2 separate regions of the Mus musculus genome follow, and region 1 is linked to region 2. Evidence: chromatin loops called from intact Hi-C (ENCODE). Cell type or tissue: left cerebral cortex. All regions are shown on one strand.

Region 1 (4,000 bases), 970 kb after region 2:
TGACCTCCATATACATGCACACTCAGGTGTTCTCACACACATGCATACACACAAGCAAAAACGCAAGGCTTCTATTACTTTAGAGATGGCTCTAGTGTGTGGTGGGCATAGTGCATGCACTGAAGAGGTAGAGGCATATGGATCTCTGAGTTGGAGGCCAGCTTGGTCTACAGAGAGATGTTTCTAGGGTATTATGTGAATATATATGAATTAGGTTATCATACATAGAACACTGTGGGGAGCCGCACTCACATTTGCCATTATAAGATGGCGCTGACAGCTGTGTTCTAAGTAGTAAATAATCTGCACATGTGCAGGGGCAGTTTTCCCGCCATGTGCTCTGCCTTTCTCGTGATGACAACTAGGCCGATGGGCTGCAGCCAATCAGGGAGTGACACGTCCTAGGTGGAGGATAATTCTCCTTAAAAGGGACGGGGTTCTGGCACTCCCTCTCTTCGTCTCTTCGTCTCTTTGTCTCTTTCTCTTCGTCTTTTCCTCTGCTCTCTTCCTCTGCTCTCTGCCTCTCTCTCTCTGCCCCTCTCTCTGCCTCTCTCTGCGTCTCTCTCTCTCTTCCTCTCTGCCTCTCTCTGCCGCGCTCTTCCTCTCTTGCTCCTGAGTAAGCAATAAAGCTTTGCCGCAGAAGATTCTGGCTTGTTGCGTCTTTCCTGGCCGGTCGCAAACGCGCGTAAGAGAACACTAGAGCTCAAAGGGAAATCTAGAACAAGCACAAATAGGGTTTTCATATTAACTAAGGTTATGTCATAGAAATTTGTTTTCTACAATCTTGCAACACCCTATGAGAAAATTAGCAACCCCCACCAAGAATTGTTTTAGTAGTCTGGTGCGGGTAAAGCTGAATTGGAAAATCTAACGAAAGATGGATAAGGTGAAAATAAACTAACAGTTTGGGAGACGAGGCCTAACTTTCTGTTTCCCAGAAATGAGACCCTAAGTCCAGGAACCTGTGGTCAGCAAACCAAGCCACAGGCAGCCAATCTGTGGACACCTTGTCATCTGGCCTGAAGTAAGAATAGGTATCTAGAATGGATAAGAGATCCCTCCCCACCCCAAACCTGGGAAGTCTCCAGAGCCCTAACCAATTGTAGAATCAGTCAAACTTCTAGAGATAGAGCTAACCAATCAAGGCAAAATGGCACAAATTCCTCCCTGGAATTCCCCTAACTGACAAATATAAAAGCTAGGCCTGCAAGCCCACTCACTACATGTGTCCATTCCTGAATGAGGAGACCCCTCCTTGCAGGAAATTCTGCTGAATAAACATTCTTTGCTTTTGCATACTACTTAGTTTAGGGTATCATTCTCCCAAGATCTTGGACCCTAACAAGTTGATGGTAAAAAATAACTATGGTGAGTGAGACTGAAATGAGACCTCAAGTGGAAAAAAATCCCCCAACTTTCTCAGCTTGTGTACATGACTAGCCACCATAGCTCTTCTTGCCGCACTCCTTTAACAGTTGTCTGGGCTACTTGTCTGCTTCACGGAACCCACGTCTATAGGGCATGGAATGTGCTCAATTCAGTATGTACTAAAAGAAAAGCCATAAGCTGAATTAAGTTGACTTGTAAATTGTAAAATTTAAATAATGTACATAATGCTCTCACCAAGCTTAAAATGGTAGCTTAAAACAGGTCTCTATTATTGCATTTTAATCGGATAGTTTCTGGCTTGTACACACTCAGATGTCAATATGCATTGTTGAGTGAAAAGTTCAGGCCAGAAAGGAGGTACAGAACTATGTATACCAGAGGCAAAGACCTTTACTGTTTGAAGATTTTACTTTCATTCCAAAATGTTGTCTTCTGATTTGGTGTGCCTGTGTATACGTATCCAGAGAGCGAAAGAAAGAGGAGAGAGAGAGCGGGTAAAAAAGTAAAATAAAATAAAAACTCAAGCAAACCACTGCAGAAGAGAGCTTTGAAAAGCAGGATACCAGAAAAACCAGAGCTGCTGAACTAGTGCAAGGCTCTCACTGAGAATCTTGGTATTGTGTATTTTCAAATGCTTGTCCACTGGGTGGCGGACATCTCTTCTAACACCGGAATTATTTCTAATGCATTTGTACTTTTCTCATAACACCCACACAAGGCTTATTACTTGAAGGAAATCAACCCTCTTACACCGTTTTTAAAACTTTCAACCTGGACAGTAGCCTTCAAATGAAAAGGGTGGGAAAGGCTGGAAAGAAGAGCAGCTCGCTGCGGAAGGACGAGCACAAAGGGACTAAACTACAACTCCCAGAAAGCCACGCGCTGGCTCTAGATGGTGCGCTTGCGCCTGGGTCTTCCCGGCCGGCTAGCTGAGCTCGGGATTTCCGGGAGTAAGAGAAAGCGGGATGTGCACACTGCTGCCGCGCCCACGTCCCTTACGGCCGCCACATCCTGCAGAGCCGTGAAGGTTCCAATCTTTATTTGAGAGTCACCAGAAGACTGACAGCTTGTCTGGCTGCTCCCTGGGTCACGTGGCAGGCAGGATCACGTGACACCCGGGAGCCCGCCTGTAGGGGTCTGTTGCCCTGACAACAGCCCGCTCGCCGGGACTTTCCGGGAGAGCGCGGGCTCCCAGGAGCAGGTAGGTGAGGCGTTGTGGCTGTCTGCGACCCTGTTGTTGTTTCCAGGTTGTACCTCAGGCAGGGTCTCCGAACTTTGTTTTGCGCATTACTCCGCTCCTCTGTCGGGACTCCAAGTCTTTGCTTCGAGCTAGCCCCCAAATCTGCGCTTCCTGCAGCCTGGACTGAGCTGAGGGCCCTTTCGTGGGGTTTGCCTCTGACTAACCTGTTTGTCCAACTCCTCATCCTGACCCTAAGACCTCTTAGTCGAAAATGCAAATAAAAGCACTAAGTATTCCACTGAAAGATGGTGGGCAAACCTGCTGCCGTCCCTTAGAAAAGAAAACTAGCGTTTGTTCGTGTTGCCCTAAAGAGTTAAATCCAAAGGTTTAGGACAGATCTGAAGATGGCCTCTCCTAGCTGAAGTCCAGCTTTGAGACAACTTGACTAGATCCCATTAAAGGTGCTCGCGGCATTGTTTCTTTTAGCCTGCCTTTGCTTCAAGAGAAACATAAATAGTAGTTAATGTGTGTCATTAACTTCCAAGGGTATTCTGTGCTCGTTGGGGATGTTTTAAGACAGGATTGCACTATATAGCTCAGACTAACCTGAAATTCAGGCTTGTAACTCAGGCTAACCTCCCAACTAAAGAGCTGTCTGTCTCCTAAGTGTAGAAATCTCTGGGATGCACCACTAAATTCTTTATTATATTCTGAGTCTTATAAATTCACTTAGTTTATGTCTGGAAAAAAATCCTGATTATAGAAAGTCTATTTTGCAAAACCCTTAATTTGAAAATACGTGAATCCGGAAGCACAACCTGTATACTGTGCTTTACAAGAAAAAATATTAGTCTTTCCACTCCTGCTCTTTTAATTTTTTTTTTTTTAATATTCTCTGTGAGGACCTGGATTCTGAGAGGTATTAGCAGAGACAAATACATATACAGTGGAAAAGATCCTGGAGCCCACCTCTTAGCGACTGGATGAAATGTAATGATCAACCTTGAGAAGACATACTTCATAAGCTACTTTCCCAAGTCAGTTAGCTTCAATGAATTAGACCTCCAATGGTGTCTCGTAATTGCAATATAACTGTCAAGTTACATCATATATATGTGTGTACATATATAAAACTGTCTTGAGAAGTTGAAGTTTAAAGTAGTGTTGTTTTAATGATGTTTAATGATTGTTTTCCTCCAGAGGTGTTTATTTTTCCATCTGTTTCTGTCATTTAGTGTTTCCAATGCTGTGAATAATTTTAAGATACTTGCTTTGTGACGTGAAAATTACTAACCATGGCTCACTATTTCAAAGTAGACCTTGATGAAGAATTTGAACGGTTTATGAAGGAGGTAAGCTCAAGCTGTATTTATTGTAATATTTATTGTAAATTCATCTTGTAAGATCCATCCTTGAGTGCTTTCTTCTGAA
Region 2 (4,000 bases):
TGCACAGATATACATGCAGGCAAAACACTAATGAACATTTTATATATATATATATACACACACACACACATACACACATATATGTGTGTGTATGTGTGTGTGTGTGTGTCTGTCTGTCTGTCTGTCTCTGTGTTTAAAGAAAGTTCTCATACCTGACTCTACCTCATGGTAGCACTGTCAACAAAGGAGGCAGGAAAGAGGAAACGAAGCTTACAATTCTTAGTCCTCTTGTTACAACCTGGTGCCATCTCAGGAACTTGAGGAAATCACATGGCTCATTAGAAGTGGAACTGGGTTACAAAGCACACCTGTTGTTCTTCTGGAGAACTGAACATGCTGTTCCCTCAGCAGGGATAGACTGGAGGAGGCAGATAAAACAGACCTGAAGCTGCCTGAGGCAAAGGCTGTGCACCAAGCCACAAGTGTTCCCATCCTGTGTTCAGATGTGAGCTGCTTGGAACAAGTCCAATGTCTGATCCTTAGAATTCACAGCAATCCTCCTGCTTCAGTCTCTGGCGTATTGGAAGAACAGAAGTGTATCATCACTCTGGAGTAGGTTCCTGTCCTTCGTTTTTGCAGCTTGATATCGCAACTGGGCATGCTCTGGGGCTCCTCTGTCCAGTCCAGGGCATAGGATGAAACATTAGGGGCCACTGTGGTACCTCTGTTTAAGGCATGTGGGAAGATCTAAATTTACTTTTATAATATATATATATATATATATATATATATATATATGTATATATATATATTTTTTACATCCTTTCTAAAGTGAAAAAATGTAGATGTGTGAACATATTATGTAGGAGTTAAGTTGAGTTGTCCCTTTAAGTCTTTTTCCCATTTTATATTGGGGTCAAAACTCTCCAGAGTATGACCTTACATGGAGATTGGGTCTTTCATGAGGTACCACAGTTAAAATAAGATCATTAGGGTGGCCCTGACTCAGTTTGACTCTTATACTTATGCAAGGGTGATTTGGACAGAGACAGATACACATAGGGAGATGATAATATTAAGAGATACAGAGGGAAGATGGCTATCCACAAGCCAAGGTCAGGAGCCTGGGGCAAACTGTTCCCTTAGGGTCTTTAAAGGAGCCAACCTTACTAATATCTCCATCTGTGTTTTGTAGCCTCAAAATCTGTGAGATAATAAGCTTTGGTTGCTGAGCCAGCCAATCTGTTGCATTCCATGTATGTAGCCCCAGTAAACCATTTCAATAGTATAGTATTGAAATATGTATAGGCATTCATATAGTATAGTCATTGTTGCTGTCATTGTGTATTTACTCAGATTACCTAAGGCCAGTTGCTACAGACCAGTTCCACAAGGCACATATGGGAACTGGTTTCATTATTTGTAATCATAATCTGTATAAAGAGATGGTGGATCAGGTTCATGAAACCCACTTGCTCTTTACACACTCAACTGTGTTATCAAAGAACTGTAGCATTTTTACCACTCTGCTTTTATGAAGGCTTGAGAGAATGAAAACATTTAAATGTTATTGATTTATTATTTTTTATTTTTATGGTTTTTTAAAATTTTTTTATTTTTTATTTTTTTGCTTTTCGAGACAGGGTTTCTCTGTGTAGCCCTAGCTGTCCTGGAACTCACTCTGTAGACCAGGCTGGCTTCGAACTCAAATCTGCCTGCCTCTGCCTCCTGAGTGCTGAGATTAAAGGCATGTGCCACCACGCCTGGCTTGATTTATTTTTATCATGTATGTGTGAGTGTATGGAAGTCAGAGGACACCTTGCTGGCATTTGTTTTCTCTTTCAACCACTAGGGGACAAACTTGGTTGTTACATTTGGAGGCAGGCACCATCCACTGGCTGAGACATCTTGCTGGCCCAATTGTTGAGGACATTCATTCAGTGACTAAAAGTCATGAGTTGGCTGATTTTCCAACGATGCTTTCCAGAATGTGGGTGTTGCATCTTCCTCAAACTGCCATTTCTTCTTCCAGGTTTAGTTTGCATTTGCAAGTCAATTCTGGCCCTCCTCAAACTGGAAAGGGCAGTCTAGATGTTTTCAATGAAGAGTTTCTTGTAAAGTACTGGGAAAGGGGACAGATGTGGTGTTTGCAAAATCACTGTTGCCATCCTATGATTAAGCGCTTTGCCTGGCCACAGCTAGTTTTTAAGTTGATATTAATGTCGAAACTGACTATTGCTATTTATGGAAACAGTAGAGGAGGAGAAATGTCAGGAAACAGTGGGCATCCTTAAAGAAAGGAAGGAATTTTCTAGTTATAATGTTAAGTGATCCAACAGCTACAGCAAAATCAGATCCAAGACAAACCCTGGTCTCTGGCAAGGCGAGCTTCATTAGAGTGGAGATGTTTGGCTCTGAGATGGGCACTAGATCCAGGAGCTGCAGTTTTAGGTGTTGTGATGTCTGCTTTTACTTTAAAGATCTGTCAACGTAGGGCCAGATGAACAGCTCCAGTTACTTAAGACTCTGAAAACACTGTTTTCTACTGGCATTAATTAAAAAAAAATCTCAGCTCAGATTCTCAAGCTAAATTCAAATGTGAGAAATCTATAAATCATAAGGCCAGGACCTGGAACACAGGGGACATTGCTCATAGCCTAGGTTGGAAGCTTACAGCCAATGTCAGGATTGTGACCACAAGACAGGCATTAAGACCAGGAAACCAAACTGGGTTGGGCCGTCCTGCTGGAGGTGTAGCCAGTTCTGCAAGCCAGGCATGACCCAGCCCAGGGAGCCAGAGCAGCCTGCAGATGGAGCTGCAGAGACACTGGGGCCATTGATCTTGAGGACATGTCCTTCGTCTGCTGTCCCAGGAGCCTGCTGGGATATGAATGGGTGAAGGCAGCCCAAAGAAGTCCTCTGGGCTGTCCCTGTTCCAGAGGACCAGTACCAAGAAATAGGCCATTTAACTTAGCATGCCCTTCTCTGAGGTGTACCAAAGCCAGGACTTTTCTAGGTTGCCAGCTCTTTCATTGGAACCTATATGGATTATAGGGTGTTGGGATTAAGTTAATGTGATGTATCTGTTTCCTTGAAATTAAAGCATTACCTCATGGAAGGAAGCTGACTCAGGAAGTAAATGCAATTTAAAAGTCCCAGGAAGCTCCTGAAAACTACAAGATCTACAAGCCTCACATCCCAACAGGGACAACTGCCAGATGGAGGAGACTGTGGCTCAGCAGAGCTGCCTGAAAGTTGGGCAGAGAGCTCCAAGACAAGTTTCCTGAGCCATGACCTGTGTTGGGACAGGTTACTCAGTGATACAGTCGCCCTGGAGTCAGAGCGCTCCTGTAAGGAAGGCCAACCAACTGGGGCACATAGGTGTTGTTTGTTCACGACTCTAAAAAGTCACACAATAGCTAGGTAAAGGAAAAGCTCATTTAACCACCTTGAAACAGCCACTAGTAATGGGAGAGCTGGCCAGGTGCCTTTTATTCAGCAAGTAGGCATTAAGCATCTTCTGTCGGCCAATGATGGAAACGCAGAGCGAGCATGGAGATGAAAGAGTGAAAGGCTCAGCAGGTAAGAGAACTGACCTCTTCCAGAGGACCTGGATATAACTCTCAGCACCGGAGTTATAGCTCAGACTGTCTGTAACTCCAAGATCTGGCTCCTTCACACAGACATCCATGCAGGCAAAACACCAATGCTCGTCAAATAAAAATATAAATTACTTAAAAAGGAAAAAAAAAAAAGGAAGGCGAAAAACCTCAAGGTCAGCCCTCCCATGGCTCACAGGTTGCAGACAGCTAGAAGATCCACAGGTATGGGCACAGGAGCCAGAGATGGCGCTAGAAGATCCACAGGTATGGGCACAGGAGCCAGAGATGGCGCTAGAAGATCCACAGGTATGGACACGGGAGCCAGAGATGGCGCCTAATTGTGTAGCCCAGGATGGCAGGTTCACCAGAGAGGCCAACAGCGGCTGTGGGAAGTCTTGCGCGGAGGCTGCCTGTGTATGAGGAGATTGGTTTGTACTTCGTTGGAAATTATTTGATGC

What was found. Peaks named below come from ENCODE experiments on the same cell type or tissue, not always from the same donor. Only the 100,000 strongest peaks of a DNase experiment are listed, where the experiment ranks them.
Region 1: it touches region 2 in a loop (9-fold over the local background); 2 of 42 quality-filtered maps call a loop at or near these places.

What each region holds. Positions count from the first base shown.
Region 1 is chr9:87,253,853-87,257,852 of GRCm38, reverse strand. It overlaps Cep162 (centrosomal protein 162), which reads left to right and starts at 2,321. Exons shown (of 27, transcript NM_199316.2): 1 at 2,321-2,590; 2 at 3,805-3,921. The coding sequence starts at 3,865. In left cerebral cortex, a CTCF peak has its summit at 2,040 (motif pointing right); DNase peaks (open chromatin) are centred at 2,311 and 2,459; H3K4me3 peaks cover 1,425 bases; H3K27ac peaks cover 1,232 bases.
Region 2 is chr9:88,226,519-88,230,518 of GRCm38, reverse strand. No RefSeq gene overlaps it. Among named protein-coding and RNA genes, the nearest start is that of Gm28231, 31 kb to the left of the region's middle. In left cerebral cortex, a CTCF peak has its summit at 1,793; no DNase peak of the experiment used is centred here.